2 separate regions of the Mus musculus genome follow, and region 2 is linked to region 1. A link is a loop called in an ENCODE intact Hi-C map of the cell type or tissue named here. Cell type or tissue: heart. All regions are shown on one strand. Links, peaks and the distances in the headings refer to the core of each region. The heading gives the core; the rest is flanking DNA.

Evidence for each region. Hi-C counts contacts between places; a loop is a spot of excess contacts. Peaks named below come from ENCODE experiments on the same cell type or tissue, not always from the same donor. Only the 100,000 strongest peaks of a DNase experiment are listed, where the experiment ranks them.
Region 2: a loop joins it to region 1, with 1.9 times the contacts of the local background. A loop is called at or near these places in 2 of 42 quality-filtered maps.

The regions. Positions count from the first base shown.
Region 1 is chr12:100,774,094-100,784,062 of GRCm38, forward strand. Dglucy (D-glutamate cyclase) reads left to right here and starts at 4,964. Exons shown (of 13, transcript NM_145448.5): 1 at 4,964-5,217. It overlaps Gm40558 (a long non-coding RNA gene), which reads left to right. Exons shown (of 3, transcript XR_872933.1): 2 at 640-843; 3 at 3,621-3,652. In heart, for the core only: no CTCF peak of the experiment used is centred there; DNase peaks (open chromatin) are centred at 2,098, 4,968 and 5,488; H3K27ac peaks cover 1,375 bases.
Region 2 is chr12:100,627,588-100,637,556 of GRCm38, forward strand. All of the region lies in intron 3 of Rps6ka5 (ribosomal protein S6 kinase, polypeptide 5), which reads right to left. Among named protein-coding and RNA genes, the nearest start is that of Rps6ka5, 93 kb to the right of the region's middle. In heart, for the core only: no CTCF peak of the experiment used is centred there; no DNase peak of the experiment used is centred there.

The sequences.
Region 1 (9,969 bases), core at 1,029-9,028:
GCTATAGTGTACTCATATACATTAAATAAACAAACAAATCTTTTTAAAAAAGGCTCTGTTTTCCCCATGCTACACATACACACACACATACACACACACACACACACACACACACACACACACACACCACACTTGCCACAAGTGTCCACAGCATCAGCTTTCATATTTTTACATCCAACCAAACCAAAATGAGGCTAGATGTGGTGGCACAAATCTTTAATATCATCAATAGTGAAGCAGAGGCAAGAAGATCTCTAGTTCAAGGCCAGCCTGTCCTACACAGTGAGGTGCAGATTAGCTGAGGGCTACATAGTGAGAACTTATCTCAAAATATAAAACCAACAAATTGCTTCCTTTGGCAGTCTAAGTAGTTGCACGCCTTTGGGCATATAAATCATTTCAGGCTCACCGCAAACATAATTTATTTTTAAACTATTTTACTTACATTTATTTTGCTTATTTAGCATGTATGTATGCATGTATGTGTGTGCACACACATGTACCAGGGTACATGTGTAGAGGCTGGATTCTCTTCTTTCATTATCTGGTATCCTGGGATCAAACTCAGGTTGGCAGGCTTGGTGGCAATGCCTTTACTTTCGGAGTCATCTCCCTGGTCCTTCATTTGCCCTTTTCTAGATGGAGAGCATACCTAAGAATTGGCTTGAAGAACTTCAGTTTGATGATGGTTTCCTGAGTCCGTGTCACACACCAGGCTCTGTGGCGTGCTCTGGAGTTCAGCCGTGAAAACACAGGAAACGCCTTGCTCTGGAAGCTCAGATTCCAGTTGAAGAATCAGGCAACAGATGGAAAGAAAGACATAGGCATACGCCTCTGTTGATGGTAAGTGTTGCCAGAAACTGAAGCAAGACGAGAGAGGTCCCCTTGGGGCCAGGGAAACAGAGACCAGGGAGTGACCTCACAGGGAGGCCAGGACAGGCCTTGGTCAGGAAGTACGCATCTGATATAGTTTGTTCATTTATTTTGAGACAAGATCTCATATAACCCATACTGCCCTCAAGCTCCCAGTGTAGCAAAGGATGACTTTGAACATCTGATCCTCCTGCCTCTACCTCCTGGTGCTAGGATTACATGTATACAGCACCAGACATGCTTATGTGGTGGTGAGAATCAAGTCTAGGACTTCATGCATGCTAGGCAAGCATCCACTCATGAGCTACATACCAGCCTAGACATCTGTCCTTCCTAGAATATTCTCTCTCTCTCTCTCTCTCTCTCTCTCTCCCTCCCTCCCTCCCTCCCTCCCTCCCTCCCTCCCTCCCTCCCACCTTTCCTTTTTCTCCCTTGCTGTGCTGGGAATCAAGCCCAAGGTTTCAAGCAGGCTAATCATCTACTCTGCTACTGAGTTACACCCCAACCCTCTCAGCTGCCACTGCTAAAGGAGTTTGAAAGTTCTCAAAGGACAACATGAACTAGAACCCAGACAGCAGATGATGGCAAGGAAGGTTTAAGAAATGAATGGAGCCAAAAGACAGAAAGGTCTGTGTGAGCAGAGGCACAGAGAGTTTTCTGAGATGAGGTGGTACCACCTGAGAAGGAGGTCCAAGCTGGCCCAGCCAGGAAGCTCTGTGAAGAGAACAGAAGAACAGAATGTGACGTGGGGACACCTCTGTCCATAGTTACAATTTTGTCACCATGGAGCTTTTTGTATGAACTTTGGCTTTTTAAAACTTGGTCTTATCATGTATGGTTACTGAACTGTTTAGTGCCCTCTTGGCCCTGTGAAGCAGAGCTGGTATGGGCATGGTCAGAGTCCCCAGAGAAAGGCCTGGTTCAGTCTTTAGACTTGACTCTTTGGTCAGTACAAAGACCATTGGAGGTTCTGGAGCAAATAAATGATATAAGCAGGACACCATTTGGGGATGAGTGGCGTGGAGGCAGTGGAGAGGTGGGAAGAAGGCAGAGAGCAAAGGGCAGTCAGGAAATTCACTGAACAGGCTGAGCCTGAGGCACGGGGCCAGCAGCGGGTGCAGAAGGAAGCTGGCTACCCCTGCCTTCCTCAGGTCTCCTCTGCCTGCCCTACACCATGAGGAACTCAGCATTCCCCACAGGCAAACAGACTCAGTAACCGCCTGGCTTTGCCTCCTTCTGTTTTTACTATGACTAATTTGTGAAAAACAGGAAGCGCTACCGTGCCAGTGGGCATTATTTGTGGCTAAGAAATGAACTTTGGAAAATGGCAAACCCTGGGTCCCTTGCACATAAGCACACTTGTACAAACACACATATATCTCCCGTCACGTGGACCCTGTTCCAGCAGGAACCATTATCTCCTTGGCTCTGACACCTGAAGAGACTCAAGAGTGGCTGGATTCACAAGACTGGAGACAGACTGCTTAGCCTTTCTACAAGTCTGAGGGAAATGAGCCTAGCCCACAGGGGAGAGTGCCTGGCAGGTGCCATCAGGCACTGGAAAAGCAGGAAGGTTTACAGAGTGGGTACAGGAAGCCCTGCCCTGCTCTCTGCTTTGGCCCTAGGGTTGCGCTGTCACTGGGAGGTATTGACTGCTGGTTGGGAAAGCCCTGAGACAGAGGAAGATCAGAGTATATAGTGGCTATCAGGCTGTGATTGGTGGTGGTGGTGGTGGTGGTATGTGGATGGTGTTCATGTGGTTAAGAAGGGAAGCTCTCTGGTATCTTTCCTGACAAAGGCACTAACACCATCACAGAAGGACCCATGCTCAGGAGCCCATCTAGCCCTAAGTGCTTCCTCAAATTCCATTGCATGGAAGGTTGGTGTCTCAACATAGGAATTTGGAGGAAAATAAAGGCATGATGGCGTCTAGAATCTTCCTGTCTAATTAGGTTTGAGGGGGAAAAAAAAGTCTTGAATTCTTACTTCTATCTCCCATTGACCCCTTCTAATCACCTAACCTTACAATAGTGAGCATGCGATTGTTACCAGATTTTAATGCTACTCAATTTTTTGCAAGGAGACTTCTAGGTAAACTGACTGTACCTTTACATTCCTCTGATGTAGGCAATTGCTCTCCCTACAGAGTGTACTCTGACACTGAGTGTTGAGATATTTCTCCCCCTTAGAACTTTTGCCTACATCGTCACATCCGCCAAAGAATCCATCTGTAAATATTTGGCATTCTTTGCATCTCTGGTCAACCACACAGTCTTACTTTCTGGAGTTCCGAGTCTCATCCTTAAGCCTCTAGAAAAGTGGAAAGGACACATGCCTCAGGCCTTGGACATTTGCCGTCTGCAAACCATCACCTCCTGAGGGGTACAGGTTAGGCGTGTCCTTAAAATTTAGATATCTAATAAGCTATTGTATGATGGCAGCTTGATTGCCTGAGTTACATCCACAGTGTTTCATAACCATTGTCACTGTGTCCAGCTCCAGAACCTTTTCATTATCCTATACTGAAGTCTGGACCCATTAAACGGTAACTCCTCCACACCTTCCTATCTACTGGTTTACTTTTTGTCCCAGTGATGACCTTGGCTGATTTAGGTACCTTATTACAGGTAGAATTATGGACTCCTCTGTGGTGGTTTGAGTATGCTTGGTCTAGGGAGTGGCACTATTTGGAGGTGTGGCCTCGTTGGAGGGGTTGTGACCTTATTAGAGGAAGTGTGTCATTGTAGGCCTGGGCTTTAACACCCTCATCCTAGCTGCTTGGAAGCCAGTCTTCTCCTAGAAGCCTTCGGACGAAGATGTAGAACTCTCAGCTCCTCCTGTACCATGCCTGCCTGGATGGTTCTATACTCCTGCCTTAATGATAATGACTGAACCTGTAAGCCAGCCTCAATTAAATGTTGTCCTTTATTAGAGCTGCCTTGGTCATGGTATCTGTTCACAGTAAAACCCTAACTAAGACATTCTCCTTATTTCACTCAGCACAATGTCTTTGTCTCCATTTATTCAGGTTGCTATGACAAAATACCACAAGCTGGATGGCTTGTAGAGAGCAGAAATTTATTTCTCACAAGTCAAGACTGGGAAGGCTAAGTAAGATCAAGGTGCCAGTGGATTCAAGTATCCTGTGGAAGTCTGGGTTTTTGGTTTTGGTGGTGGTCGTGGGGTGCAGATGGTGTCTTCTCTCTGTCTTATAACAAAGGGCAAGGCACACCCATCCCAATTCCTCCAGGAGGGGGAGAAGTTAACCAACTGGAGAAAAAGAATTAGAAAAGTGACCCAAGAAGAGACATGCCAAGGCTGGCACCAAAAGGACCTGCACTGTGCTTACGTGTGTGGTTTGTGCTGGGGTTGGGGTATGAGGCTCGGGAGCGGTAGGGAAGGTGAAACCACAGAGACTGGCTGGCACCATCTGCTTTAGAACCTTGTGTGGTTGGGATTAAGGCTGGCTCTGAAGGGAAGTCCTGAAAGCTTTGAGGCAAGAGAAAGCAGAACCTGCTCTTCCTCAGAGGAAGCATTCAGACCAAGGGAGGAAAAACCCCCACAGGCCTGCCCGTGTCTTTCAAGCATAGTCTGAGTGCTAGAGACTGGCCTAGTGTTGCGTTCCTATTATCTCAGATGAGTCCAGGGAACATTGAATGCTGGAGAGCAACTTACCCTGCCTAACCCAGCACAGCCCCAGGGCTAGCAGCCATTGATCTGCAAGAGCCTGACTCTCGCTCGGGTCAACACCTGCATTTTCGCCTGTACCTCAAATGACCCAGTGCAGTCTGACATTTGGACAGCACAGACAGCAATCCCAGTCTGGCTTCACACGGGAATTACCAGGGTAGTTGTGAAACTCCTCAGGGCTTACGTGAGTTCCTAGGTCTGTGACATTAGAATTTTTGGGACTTCCACCCTGCTGCAGCAGGTTTTCCAATCATCATGGCCATGCCTTTGTGTCATGCTTCCTTGCTGCCCGGGGAAAGCAAGAAACTCCCGCAAAGGGAAGTAACCTTAGAGGGCTCTGTGACTTTAAGAACCAGGACTGGCATCCTGCCATGGAAGTCTCCACCCCAGTACAGGCCTTGAGAGCATTGGCTGCAGGGTAGCAGAGCTGTAGCAGCCAGTGGTGCCTGGGGCTGTGCCCAGGCATGTAGATCAGAGACTGAGCCGGGCAGAGCAAGCTGGTGGCAGTGGCGGTGGCGACAGGCAGCCCCAGAAGCCCCTGTGAGCTGAAGAAAGAGAGCTTTATGCCTTTCAGAAGGAAGCTCGCTCTGCAAGGCTGAGGAAACAAAAGGAAGAATTGTGTGTGGACTCTAGTCCAGACATCTCAAACCAACAGTAAGTCAGCAGGGAACGTGAACGCGGCATAGTTCTCTGCCCTAGGCAACATCCACACACCCCACCCTACCCTATCCCAGCCCAAGCGTTTGAGGAAACTGCTCCAGGGGGCTATAAGCCAAAATCAGTTAACAGGCTTTCTGCTAGAAGCCACCAGGGCCTCCCCTTGAAAGTCAAATCTCTGCATATGACACTGGGGACCATGAGTTGTGGAATTGCTTCTCTACCCTCCTGGGATGGCCTTTCAGGACACCTTCCAGACCTTGAGAACCCCAAGATCATGAGAAAGCAAAGAAGGGGAAATTGAAATCATAGGCTTTGAGTGGCTGCCAACTTTGGGCCACAACCTGCTAGGGAGGAGGAAATGAAGCTAGTGGCAGAGACTTCAGGGCTGGCATGAGGGGAGGACAGACCAAGCCAATGCAGGCCTAGGGGTGTTGGCCAGATAACCACAGGGCTCGAGGTGCCTCTCTCTGCTTTTGAGGGATGATTGCTGAAGGTGAGGCAAACTCACATTGAGAGCTTGCTTCAGTCCCCACTGCGGGAGCCAAGGCTCTCTTGTCATAGGTGGCTGGGGGAACAAACCCTCTGACCTGTGCAGAAGGCAGAGCCCTGTGACTCTGGGAAGTCTCTTCCTATCTGTGTGATTAACCTAGGGGTTCGTTAACAGCCATCTTCCTGACTTCATGAACATGTATGTGTGCTAGGGAGGGCAGGAGGCAGCATGTTGGCACTGATTGGTCCAGAAGGAGCGAGCGTTGTTCCTTCAAAGTAGCTAAACACTGTCAAAGGAGGGGGAAATAAAGCCAGGAGCAAGAAGCAGAAGGAAAGCAGCATCCACTAAACAGATGGGGGAAACTGAGGCAGAAAGACAAGGCAGGATAGAACCAGCTGAAAGCTAGACTGGGCTTGCACACATTCCGATAAAGAATTTTTGTGTTAGCTTCCCATTCATATAACAAGACCCTTGACATGAGCAGCAACGTTAAGGAGGAAAAGTTTATTTGGGCTTATGATGTCAAAGGTTCCATCCATCCAGTCCATAGCCCTTTGACCTGGCCGTTTCCAGGATCTTTCAACATGGCTGAAGCAGGTGGGAGAGGGAAGCAGCTCAACTCGTAGCAGCCAGGAAAGCCAAGCGAGGACGGGTCTCAGCGAGAACGGGGCCAAGCGAGGACGGGTCTGAAATACAACAGCCCATCCCTAGCCCACCCCCAAGTACCAACTTCCTCCAAAGAGGCCTAACTTTCAGGGGTTTCCACCACCTCCCAAAGCCCACTGCTGAGGTCCAAGCGCACAGGATGTAATTCCCTCCCACAGGTCCTGCCCCTAAACACTGCCTACAGGGAACCAAGCCTCCAATAGCAGTTCATATAAGAACAACCTTAAAAACTCAGCTGTTCCTTTTGTCATGGGGACTGAATCCCAGGAGCTCAACTGGTGGTCCTTGACCTGGCGTGATGTATATGTGTGGGTAAATAAGAAACCCTGGGGAAGTTCGTGGGCATATCTGAAAGATCTGTCACATAGGACTCCTGTGTCAACACGCAGCTAAAGTCCCCTGCTCACTTGAATTGGGAACCTTTGAATTCCTTGTGCCACCCTTGTTTCTAGACTTGGTGAATTCCCATGGCTATGGCAGATTGCTGCTCCTCCTGGTCTTTCTAATAAGGATTCTTTTCAATCGAGAACCTCTGTGGTTTCGCATTTTGCCCAGCTGCTAGGGCGTGGGAACACCACTTGGGCAGGTGAAACATGGAGACTGAAGACTGCATTTACCCTACACCTACTGTTGGGTGCTAGATTTGAGGGACGCGCCGATACATCGCTCAGGGGGTGGGAAAACACAACCTAAGATGTGGAGTCCAAAGCTGGAGTTCCCTGACTCCTGGGTGTCCAGTCGCCACTGGAAACCACGCAGAGGAGCCTGGAACAGAAGGTGTGGCGGGGGCTCCACAGGGCCAGGGGCTCCTAAACTTCTGGACATCTAGACACTGCTGGGTCAAGGGGAAGTGGGAACAGAATTGTGCCCTTGGGCTGAGGAGTCCTGGGCCGGGGAAAGGGGAACGCCAGCTTAGTTCGGTGGTGGTGCTTAGCGGTGAGCAGAGGGGCCTTCTGTGGGACACTTAAGCCATGAGGCTCTGTAGACAAAGGTTTTCTCCGTGCTCCCCACAGCTGTTCTTGAAGAAAGAGACAGTCCTTGGTTCCAAACTGTGTATTGGTTGTTCATTGTGGAAAATGGGTGCATTCCACCTCCTGGAGGTTAATCAGAGATATCCAGGAAGAAAAACTTATTGACTAAGGAGGGAGGATGGTCACGTGACAGGGGCGGGGTAGGAAGCAAGTAAAGCTCCTATCTACCCCTCTGGGTTCCAGGGCTTCCAACCCACTTAACCTTACCAAGTTTCCTGGCACGGCCCACGGTCCCACAAACCTCTGTGCACATGTGTGCGTATGTATGTGTGTATGGATGTGGTGTGCACCGCAAGCCCACACCAGGTACAGAGGACTGAACGCATCCAGTCTATTTCAATTCAATCTCCCTTCTTCAGTAAAGGATGACAGATGTAGAAATCCAAACGTACCCCTCTCCCTGACAGATTTTTACAGGCTTTCTAGGATATCTGCCAAATTGCTAGATGGTATTTGCAATTTAAAAAAAAAAATAGAGTGCATTTTGTTATTTGGGTTTTAAGGATTTTCCAGCCTGCCTTAAGGCAGTTCATCACTTGTACCTCACTTTATAGCTTTTAAAGCGTTCTTCAACATTCGGAAATCTCTCTCATCCTTCCAGAAGGCCGGTGGCTCGGTTCCTCTCAGAGGCTCTCTTGAAGGAAACTGACTTGTGGAGACACTAAATGACTTGCAGCTTTGAGGTTACCATTCGGGCACAGGTCTCTGAAAAATCCAACCATGTTTTCTTACTTTTTTTTTTTTTTAATTTAAATCATTGTATGTGTGCATGCATGTGCCACAATGCCCTGCGGAAGGCAGAGGACACATTTGTGGAGTTGGTTTCTCCTTCCACCTTTGTGTACATTCTGGGATTGAACCAAGTTGCCAGGCTTGCTTGGCAACTGCCTTTACCTGCAGAACAGCCTTGCTGGCTCTGAACCGTGTTTTCCTGACCACGTGGAACTGTACAAGAGGTCTCTAAAACACAGTGAACGAGGATAGCATCTCCTTCCAGAATACGTGGGTTAGACTGCGGGTTTGGTCATCCAAAAATGGCGTGCCATCAGTTAGAGTACGGTATCTCCTTTTATGCAAAATGGAACCAAAGCTCTCATCTGGGAGGCAGGTGTGGGTTACAGGAGACGGTTCGTGTAAAGTGTTGAGAGCAACTCCTGGCATGTGGTAAGTTTTCAGTAAATACGAATCTGCTCTCATTTTATCAGTACTTTGGAGGAAGACAGTATTAGCCAGACACTGGATAAGCTGTAACTGATGGTTCTTAAAATGGGTTTCCTCAGAGGGGCTAGAACATGGTTTGCTTTCACCTAATGGCTAAGGGGCAGAAGGTCGGTGCAGGGAAGGGTAGCTACTCTGGCCCACTGGACCATCCTGAGCGCGTGCTTCCTCCACCTTCTGGCTCCCTGTTCTCAAAGTTCCCTCACATTCCCCCCCCCTTCTGTTCCTGCCTGTAGGAAGACAGGGAGGGGAGGGAGGTGACAGCCTCCTGAGTGATATAATTCATCAGGTGGACTGTCCTTTCACTCATATCCCATTGACCAGTACCTGGGCACGCATCACCACACGAGAATCTGGGAAATGTAGACTCCAGCTGTGCCAATTAAAGATGTCTGAATAAATCGTAGCTTAGGGGTTTTCCTTCTAAAAGAAAGGGGAGAGTGGAAGTTGAGAACAGTCGGTGGTCTCTGCTCCATGTCCCCATAGATGTATCCCTTGGACTTGAGTCTCACCCAGGCTCTGCTTCTTGCCTGCTGGAGGGCTGCTTCACCCTCAAGTTCTTCTTTATCAAACCTAGATGTAGCTCTTGGCTGCAGTATTTGACGTGTTCCAACAGTTCTCATCACTGCTAGATTAGCGCCTATTGGCTGGTCAGACTGCCCATGACTATCCAGCCTATGCCCTCTATACCCAGAGAACCCAGAAACAGTGGCACTGGGCTCTATTTGAATTATACTTGTTTTTTTCTGGATCTTTGGACAACTTCATTAGAGAGACATCATCCTTTGTGAACTTGGGTCTTTGGTGGCTGATGAAGAAGGGATATCCTGTTGCCTGGGGACCCATCTTGGTCTTTGTTATGGAGAGGACCTTCTCCTTCATCTCACCAGTAATTCTTTACATGGTTCAACAAGCCAGGCACTCTGGTTATATAAGTATTCCAAAATGTTCTATGGGTTAACAGCTTGGTCACAAGGTAATGATGTTGAGGGAATATTTGGACTCTCTCTCTCTCTCTCTCTCTCTCTCTCTCTCTCTCTCTCTCTCTCTCTCTCTCTCTCTCCCTCCCTCCCTCCTTTCCTCCCTCTCTCTCCTTCCCTCCCTCCCTCCCTTCCCTCCCTCCCTCCCTCCCTCCCTCCCTCCCTCCCCTCCCTCCCTCCCTCTCTCTCCCTCTCTCTGTTTCACAACAGCTGTGAGATGCATGCTTCTTCCATTATGATCCCTCTGGCATGATTTTCTGCATCTCTTCAGGCCCAAAAGACCACTCTGAAACAATTGAAACTGTGAACCAAAATAAACTTTTCTCATTATAAATGAATCGATCCCAGATATTTGTTGCAG
Region 2 (9,969 bases), core at 1,163-9,162, 150 kb before region 1:
GCTGACTGGGCCTATGCAAGGCCTAGTCTAGATCTGTTTCTGTGCTTTATCCCTAGAGCCTCCATGATCCTACACTTTGTCTGGGCAGCTCCACTTTACCCTGAGACTCCTTATGGCTAGACTTTGAAGCGAAATTGCCACCAAAGCTCCTAGTGGAGTCTTAGTATTTTACATACCTGTAGTGAGTCTCTTTGCATCTATATCTGCTTCCTACTTTCTCAGGAAGTTCTCTTCTACTCTGCTGCAACTTCTTTAACCTTAGCCCACATTGACACTTATATAGGTTGATCAATTTACTGTGATAGGTAGTATGTGGCCTAATGGCTAACTTAAGATTATAATAAAAGAAACCAAGAAACCATTTTTTGCCTCAACTAGCTATCATGGGAAATCTGGGATACTAGGGAAACCGCGGCCAACAAACAAACATAGCATGTGAATTTACAGTTCAATAAATTCTGACAGTGTGGAAAGCTACAAACATGCTCACCTATGTTTCTGACACTGCATGCTCAGGATAGCTGTTTTTCTAGTTTGTTTTGTATTTGCATGGAATTATAACGTCTGTTTCTCTACAAACACAAAAGGCTTGTTTGAGGTTTTGACATGGACAACTTTGCATGCATAGTTCAATACGGTTAAAACAGAAAACAGCATTTAAACAACATAGAGTTGTTAAACATGGTACAATTCTAAGCAGCAAAAAATGTAAAAAAGCATTCTATTCTATTGACTAAATTTATTAGCCAAGTATGTCATATTTTTAAAAGTATACTCTAGTTTTCACTTTATACTTGCTTTATATTCATATATAGAACTGGACCTTGTTGCTTACTTTAAATCAACTATTAACACACAGAAGACTTGTAAGTACAGCATGTAGAACTCTTTTTACAAAACAGCTAAGCCACCAACCAACCAAACTGATGTCTTATCATTAATATACACTTTCATACAACATAACCACTTACAAATCAGGAAGTTTACATGAATTTATCATTACAATCTAATCCACAAGCCTAAATTTTTTACTTAAGTTGTTCCATAAGTATCTTCTATAGTGAATAGGTTCAACTTGGAACATATTTTCTCAAATATGCAACAAATTCTCATTCTTTCCTTGGTTTCCATAACCTTGGCACTTGAGGTTACAGTGTGTCACTTTGTAGGCCCTGTCCCTCACACAGGGCTGGCCATTATCATACTCAGGTGTGCACCTCTGGGGGCATGCTCATCTTGCAGTACCTTCTTGGTTGGTACATGATTTCAACGCATCCTACTCTCAATGAGTTTTACTTTGATCATTTGAGTAAGGTAGTTTTCTTTGAGTTGTCTACTACAAGAGAAAGAGAGCACACATTTCATCTTTATAATTAACACTCACTTTTGGAAAGGTAATTTTAAAGTATATAGCTACCCTAGGCCTCATTAAACATTTAGTTCTTTAGTTATATCTGGATAAATTCATGGTTTCTTATTTTATTCAAGAGGCCAGGATGTACCACTGTTAGTTACCAAGTTCTAGATCCAGAAATCATAAGACAAGACTAGATCCAGAAGAATATGGGGGAAGTCATTACAGGAATGTCAGCTAGAGCTGATGAGAGACACAACACTGACCAAGAGCAAATCAAGCTCCCTGACCAAAGAAAAAGAGTAGTTTAATTTTGGACAAGTTCATGGCAAAGGTCTCCATCCAAGCACTTCATGCAAATAGGGGCTATCCAGTCAGAATGGTTAATATCTAAACTTAGTTGGAGATAGTTTATGAGTTACCTTTAATAGGCAAGGCCAGCTTTCAGGCCCTTGTTTATGGCTGTGGTAGTGGGGTAACGTAAGAGCCAAAGTTAACCTATAAGTCCCAATTGCCCAAGGATAGATAACTTCTTGGAATGCTGGGTGCTATAGTTCTTGGGAAATAATAAGCCACAAGATTTTTACTTCCCTTAAAAAGTCTGTTTGACACATCTACACCAGATGTGCTTGACCACATCTAGGCAGGAGGTACATCGGCGGAAAATATATTAGGATGGATACTTGCTCCTGATAAAAGCGGGTTTTGCCTTTTTATGCCCTTGCAAAATGTGACTTGTAACCATTCCCTGGGAACACAAGGGTGGACCTGGCCAAAGTCCATCAACCAGGCCAGTGTTTAATTACAGCATCCTTCAAATTTGGCTCGAAATTGTGGAACTGTTTTTTCTCTCATGAATCTCAGGATTAACAGTAAGTTTGTAACTATTCTATTTTACAATCTAGGTGTTTCAATATATAAAACTGCTGGCTCTGCTGTGAAAACACAAAGTAAATATGACACTGCGAGGCCCTTTCCAAAATCTAATCACTCTGCCCTTTTTGTGCAGCCCTTGAATGCCTCACTGCCATCTTTTTTATTTGTTTATTTGTTTGTTTGTTTGTTTGTTTCACTATGTAGCCCTAACAGGCTAGCTTTGAACTCAAAGAAAACTGTCTGTCTCTGAATCCTGAGTGCTAGAATAAAAGGATGAGATACAATGCCTCCTCTTTCTCTCCCTCTTCCCTCTCTGTATTTTGGGGTATGGGGGACAGTACACACATGCATGAATGCACATGAGTGCAGATGCCTATGGAACCCAGAAACTTCTCTGGAACTGAATTCCAGGTAGCTGTGAGGTACTCAACCTGAGTTCTGGAATGGAATAAAGGTCCTCTGCAACTGTAATATAGCTCTTAACTGCTGAGCAATGGCTCCAGCCCTGGATGTGATGGTTACTGCTAAAGCATGCTCTTTCTAGAATTCTAACTACAATTTTGTTGTGTTTACCAGGTCCAAACATCTTGAGAGTAATTAATCCCAAACTCTCTGTCCCCCAAATCAAGGAGTTACTAGAATCTCCATTCAGTATCTCTGCCTTAAGGAGCTGGGTGACTTCTCCAGTACTCATTCCCTTGTTTGCAGAATTCTCCTCGTCCATAACCAACAGCCCCTCTACTGGCCCCAAAGCACCATTTCTAACTCCTTAGCCCTGTCTGTCACCTCTCAACTACATTTTGACCTCTGGGATGGCCTTTGGAGGGAAATACTTAGAAAGATGAATGTAGTAATTTAAAACATACGTCTTTGATATTAGATAATAAAAAGGCTACAGCCTTTATCAACTGTAATCCAAGTCATTTTTAAAGCTATATATATATATACACACATACATAGCTTCATACACATATGAAGGTCGGAGGGCAACTCCTGGACCTGGATGCTATACTGGCCCAAGCACTCACACAAGGCCGTTTTCCTGAGCACTTGGTCGATCTACTTAAATGACCAAGTTTGGCACAGCTATTGTACTCTTTAACTGTAATTACAATTGAGCTGGTGGGCTTCAGAGCTTCAGAACTGTAATAGGGAGCACTTTGTATGCAGCTGACTACCAAGGATATACTGAAACTGAGGCTCTGGAGCCTTCACACTTCAGTAGACCAGATGACTCGAGTAAAATTCAAGCATGCCCACCTGGCAGTGCAACCACAAACCAGACAGAAAAGGAGTCTGGTGATAGCACTATACCAAGGTGAACTTCAGTTCTCTCAAAGGAGAGCACTGAGCCCAGTATAATGGTAAATATTTGTCCTTCGGCACTCAGAAGGCTGAGGCAGGAGTATCTTGAGTCCAAGGCCTGCCTAAATAACCTACTCAAGGTGAGTTTGAGGTAGAAAGACAAAAGTCTCATCTCAAAACAACAACAGAAACAGCATCTGCACCAAGTACTGCAAGCCAACTGCAGCCCTGCCACTTCAAAATGGTCAGTGATACCACAAGTAGTCAGTCCTCACTGCCCTCAGCGGCTTAGGGTTCTCAGCCCGTTAGCTCAAGGAAGCCTGCCCCGGCACTGGCTAGGTCAATGTACTTGCTGAGCTGGCCACAAATCCCATTTCACATTGGAGAGGCAATGAACACTCGAGCTGAGTAAGAACGGCCACCAGAGTTACACACGGCCATCTGCCTGCTGGACTCTCAGCCAAGCTGGCTCGTCTGCCCTCAGTCACTTTCCTGATAAAACTATGAAAATTTTTCATAAGTACTGTACTGACTTGTGGCACAATTTGTAAGCCTGAGTTGTCTTTTGTTTGTTTGTTTTGTTAAAGCCAATGCTAGTTTTAGTTTCTTGTTATATGAACACTGTAGGAATAGTATGTGATGTCTTAGTTTTTGCCTCTTTAATTATTAGTTTATATTACAATCAACAACAAAATAAAATCACAACAAACATGGACTGAGTGATACTGTCAGTACACACTATTGCTACGATACCTGCACAGAAGTCGTACCTTAAATCCCTATATTGGGGACAAAGAAAAAGCTCCTGGAAGGAACTCAATCCAGTGTCTGAGACTGGCCTGAACACCTAACTTACTGCTTCTGAGACTAGCCCAAGAATAGCAACTATAGACACTGGGCACTTATTTTATACTGATTCTGTTTAGGAAGGAAATATCTGATCCTCACAACACTATAAAGTACTATTAAAGTAATATTATAATCTTAGAGAAAATACAGTAATTGTCAGAGGTAAGTGAAATGTGGAGGTTAAATAAACTTCTCTGAGTTATCCATCTGACTACGTGGAGAACAAAGCTGAGGAGGCTGAGAGACACTGCTCCGTACCACTCGCTGCCTGGGGATCCCTTCTCCCCTCTCTGCTCTGCTCCTGCTTCCCTTCTCAGAATGCTGACCTTGCTGATCACTCTCAGCTAAACTACCTGACAGCAGCTATGCTACTTTGCAATACTTAAATTACTTAGGGTCATGTAATCTTCATATTTTGGTCACATAACTTCACTATCTTATGTAAGTTTAATTTTTTTCAAACCCTATTTTTTCAAATTGTATTGTTCCTTTGTTTTTATTTTATTGAATTCAGCCCCAAGTTTGATTATTTCTTGCCATCTACTTCTTTTTTTAAATTAGATATTTTATTTATTTACACTTCAAATGTTATTCCCTTTCCTTGTTTCCCCTCTGTAAACCCCCTATCCCATCCTTCCTTACCCTGCTTCTATGAGTGTTCGCCCCACCCACCCACCCACCCACTCTCGCCTCACCACCCTAGCATTCCTCTACACTGGGATATCAAGCCTTCACAGGACCAAGGGCCTCTCCTCCCAGTGATGGCAGATAGGCCCTTCAGCTCCTTCCTTCCTTCCCCTAACTCCTCCATCGGGGTCCCCATGCTCAGTCCAGTGGTTGGCTGTGGGCATCTGCATCTGTACTGGTCAGGATCTGGCAGAGCCTCTCAGGAGACAACTACATCAGGCTCCTGTCGGCAAGCACATCTTGGCATCAGCAATAGTGTCTGGATTTGGTGTCTGCATGTAGGATGGATCCCCAGTCTTTGGATGGCCTTTCCTTCAGTCTCTGCTCCACTCTTTGTCCCTATATTTCCTTTAGACAGGAGCAATTCTAGGTTAAAGTTTTGGAGATGGGTGTGGGCAGCCCTATCCCTCAACTGAGGGGCCATGCCTAACTTCTGGATATGGTCTCAACAGGTTCTCCCTCTCCTTTGTGGGGTATTTCAGCTAATGTCATCCCCATGGAGTTCTGGGAGCCTCAGGCTTTCCTGGCATCTGAGACTTTCTGTCAAACCCTATTTTTAATGATGGCATTTAAATGCTTTAATCTCCCTTCTAGGCCACTACCCAACAGAGGTAGTAGAAAAGAAAGGATATGGGGGAAGTGGACCTGTTTAGAAATAGTTCTTTGGAGCAAACCCCATCTGTGTTGTCAGGAAATCAGCAGCTCAGCTCACAGGGATAAATCACAGTGATTCAAGTTTGGCAGAGTCAAGATTCAGCAAACACAAATCAGCAGCCAGCTAGGACTCAGCCAAATCGGCCCAAGTCAGCAGGAGAGACCATAGCCGACACCAGGAACATCAGAAGTTCTCAGCTGTGCCTCTCTCAGCAAGCAAAGATCAGCAAAGACTTGAGACCAACAAGTGTTGCATAGCTAGTTCTACCAGCAAGCCTCTCTCACAGTCGGTTGAGTACTATTCATACACCCTCCAGACATCACGAGTCCTCCAAGGCTCTTGCCTTACCACCTGTCTTGCCTCAGCATGTGCAAAACTCCAAGTGTGTCTATCTCAGCTGACATCACTGTGCCAATCAGCCCGAGTCCACAGAATCGGCAAGAAGCTGCAGCACATCACCAGAAGTTTTTTGGTATGTTTCTCTCTATGGAGTCCCGACAAACCCAGCTCAACTATGCAATGTAAGGCCGACCAATACATGACATGTGTGTTGTTAGCAAAGACTCCTCCATCAGGTGTCCTTTCACGTGCTTGCTTTAGCAGAACATCCTTTCACCTGTGTCTGCTTCTGCAAAACCTTCCTTCATGAGTCTGCCTTAGCCTTTCACCTTGCTCTCAAACTGCTTCAGCGAAATGTTCTTTCATGTGTCTGCTTTAGGAACACATCCTTTCACTTGTGTCCGCTTCAGGGAAATACTCCTTACTGTATTTGCCCCAGCAAAACACCATCTGACTCAACTGACTTTCCAGAGAACCCGCTTGTCCCAGTTAAATTTCTGAAGGCTCATTTGCAGTCAAAGAACCCCAGAGTAGACATTCTATGGGGATTCTATGTAGGATTAAAAATGTATAGTAAACACTTAGTGTAAATCTGTTTTATGGAGTCTTGGCTGGCTTGGTACTCACTATGTAGCTCAGGGTACCCTTGAATTCCTAACAGTCATCCTAACTCAGCTTTCTAAGTGCTATGATTATAGGTGTGTGTGCCATCATTCTCAGATTAATTTTTCCCCCTAAAGCTGTGCTAACGTACAATAATCAGTGGTAGATTTCTAGGGTAGAAAATTCAAAGGCAGCAATTTGTGTCTTAGACTAGTGAAAACAGAGCTGTGTGTTCCTGGAGAAAGAAACAAATAGGACTTGGCTTTGCCTACAAGAATGCTTGCAGACTTGCAAACCTCTTAAACTTGTCCTGAGATGTTATCATTTTAATTTGTCTACCTGTTCAAACAGATAGATGAGAAATGGGTAATAGAGAAGATCTACAGTCAAAGCTTTTACCAGGGATTAGAATCTCAGATAGTTTACAACCAAGAAACATCGAATGTCCAGTTCTGAGAAATGCTGTATAATCTATTATACTGATATAATAGATACTGCAATATATACATCTTTCTGATACACTATTAATGGCTTTGGAGAAGTCCAAACAGCAGGAAGCTACAAACATGGGAAGCATGGTTTTAGAAAACTTGCATCCTGTTTTCAGGTGCACAGTATGGGGCCTGCGGGTACTCTCAAACTGTTTCTGCCTTTAGTCTAAGAAACTAAGAAAATAATCCTTTACTCCACACAGTGCTCCTAAATGAGGAAAGATTGAAGCTTCTCCTAGGATACAGGGTCTCAACTATGGCCTTATAAAAACAGAATGAAACAAGCAAACAAAACCAAAACAAAACAAGCTTAATGGTACAACATCAAACTGTAACAGTAAAAAGAACCCCCATAAAAATCCAACACTCCTCCATTTGCTCACTTGCTGTAGAATTCTCTGCTTTTAACATCATATCTCCCCTGAACCAGTTGAGAATACTGTTCTTTATTCCTAAAACTTTCCAGAGACATTCTCTCACATAACCACATCATAAAAATACCATTGCTTTATCTAGACTTCCTGCTCAAATTTTGTCATTTGCCCAGGATTCTTTGTAGTGACTTTATTCCACTCTAAAATCCAGCTCAAGATCACACAGCTCATTGGAAATTACATAAGACATGTGTGGATGCTTCCATCATTCTTTTCTTACTCCTGACATCTTTGAAGAGGATACATCCTGAGTGTACACAAATCTTCAATGTAGATTTTATATGATGTTGTCATGGTCATATGAAAGTAATAAACTCCTCAAACAAATGCCAATGGATGACGCCATCTTCTTAGGTCACATGGGAAATACAGATGAGTTTTCCTAACACTAGAGTTAATTTTGATCATGCCATTAATTTAGTCATTGAAGTGTTGATTGTCAGTTTTCTCCACTGTAAAGTTACTATGTTTTTCCTTGTACTCAACTGGCAAACCATGAAGAAATGAACTGAGATTATGCAAAACTATCCTGCTTCTCACTAAACTACCACCCACTCATTTTAGTGTGGAGTGATGATTTTATAACTCTCTTTCCCTCTCTATGTCAGTATTATTCCACAAGGGAAAGCTTTGCTTCTGCCCCCATTACACTTTCTTCTTTATACCACAACAAGATGTTCTAGTTCCATCTTGTACTTTTCTCAACTTTATTTTGATAGTTAATCTGATGGATCACTATCTGCCAGCGATGGCACTAAGCACTTTACAGACATCAAATCATTTAAGTCAAACAGCTCCAGAAAAAGTGGGCTAGCCGAGGGCTGGGGAGATCAAGAATTGCACCTGACACTTTCAGTTAGGAAATGCCGAAATTGTTTTCAAACAGAAAAAAATTTAAACAAAAAATGCATGTTTACAGAGGAGTGGGTAAATAATTTAGCTCGGTTACAGTGCGGGTAGGACAGCAGAATAACAGGAGATTGGTAGGAGAGGAGACAGGATGTCAGAGTAGTCTGAAAACCTGACTATAGAGTTAAGAGTATGTCATGGTTACTCCTGATTGGCAATAAGATTGAATTGAGATTGCACTAAAGCCCCCCCCCCAACCCCGTATGTCTATGCAGTCTAATTATTAACAGTTTAACAATCAATTGATAAACTCAAAAATCCAAATAAACTGTAGAAAGATGGTGCAGGGTGGGGCCTGATTAGAGGAAATGTGTTGCTGTGGTCAGGTCTTTGACAGGTATATCTTGGCTGTGGCCCCTTCCTGTTACTGTTATGTTTCCTGGATGGTGTAAGTGAAGAGTATTTTTCTAGCATGCCCTTCCACCATGGCGTTAAGCCTTGCTACAAGCCAAGACACAGCGGAGTTGGCAAACTATAGGGTAAAATTATGAGTCAAAAAAAAAAAAAACTTTCCCTTTTGAATTCAGTCATTTGTCACAGAGACAAAAAAAAAAAAAACCCACAATTCTATTTAACATGCATTGTTCTGTTTCAAGTATATGAAAGTGAGTGAGCTTCTTTAAGCAATGGAGTGGCCTAAGTGTGATGACAGGGTAAGAAGGCTGGTAAACTGGGAAAGATAAAGAAAAGTAACAAAAATAGACATTGCAGTTGTTTTCCACAATCTGTTACTAAAATAAATGTGCTTGTCCTGATGCACCAAAATAACCCAGGAGTTGGACACACAGATGCCACATTATCTCGTTAGAGGTCAGCCATCTCACTCAAGTCACTTCATCTGCATCACAAAGGCGATAAGAGGGGTCCTATTCAATCCTAATCCAATCCCTAAGGGCTGCCTGCAAAGGCCTATGAGTTGCTATACTGAAAAATACCCAAAGTGGTGCCTGGTGGCAAGTAAATACTAAAGCAATCAAAAAGCGACTGTAAAAACAGTTGCCACATTCCTATCACACCCCCACTCTTTTGTGATTCTGGAGGAAGAAATCTAAAATTCTCTGGCTTACAGACAACCTGCATTCCCATTCTTATAATATGTAGAGTAAGAAATGTTCTCAAAATATACTTTATTTATCTAGCTGGGCAGGTATTTGGTAGCTCAGATACCTAAAACTACATTGCTGAGTCACAAGATATTTGCATATTAATTTAGTAAATACTGCCCATTTTTATTAAGTTGCTGTGGTTGGTAAGATGGCCCAGTGGCTAAGAGTAGAGAGTGTCCTTTTTTTTTTTTTTCTTTTTTTCTTTTTTTCGAGACAGGGTTTCTCTATAGCCCTGGCTGTCCTGGAACTCACTTTATAGACCAGGCTGGCCTCGAACTCAGAAATCCGCCTGCCTCTGCCTCCTGAGTGCTAGGATTAAAGGCGTGCGCCACCACGCCCAGCTTAAAGATGTTATAGTTTT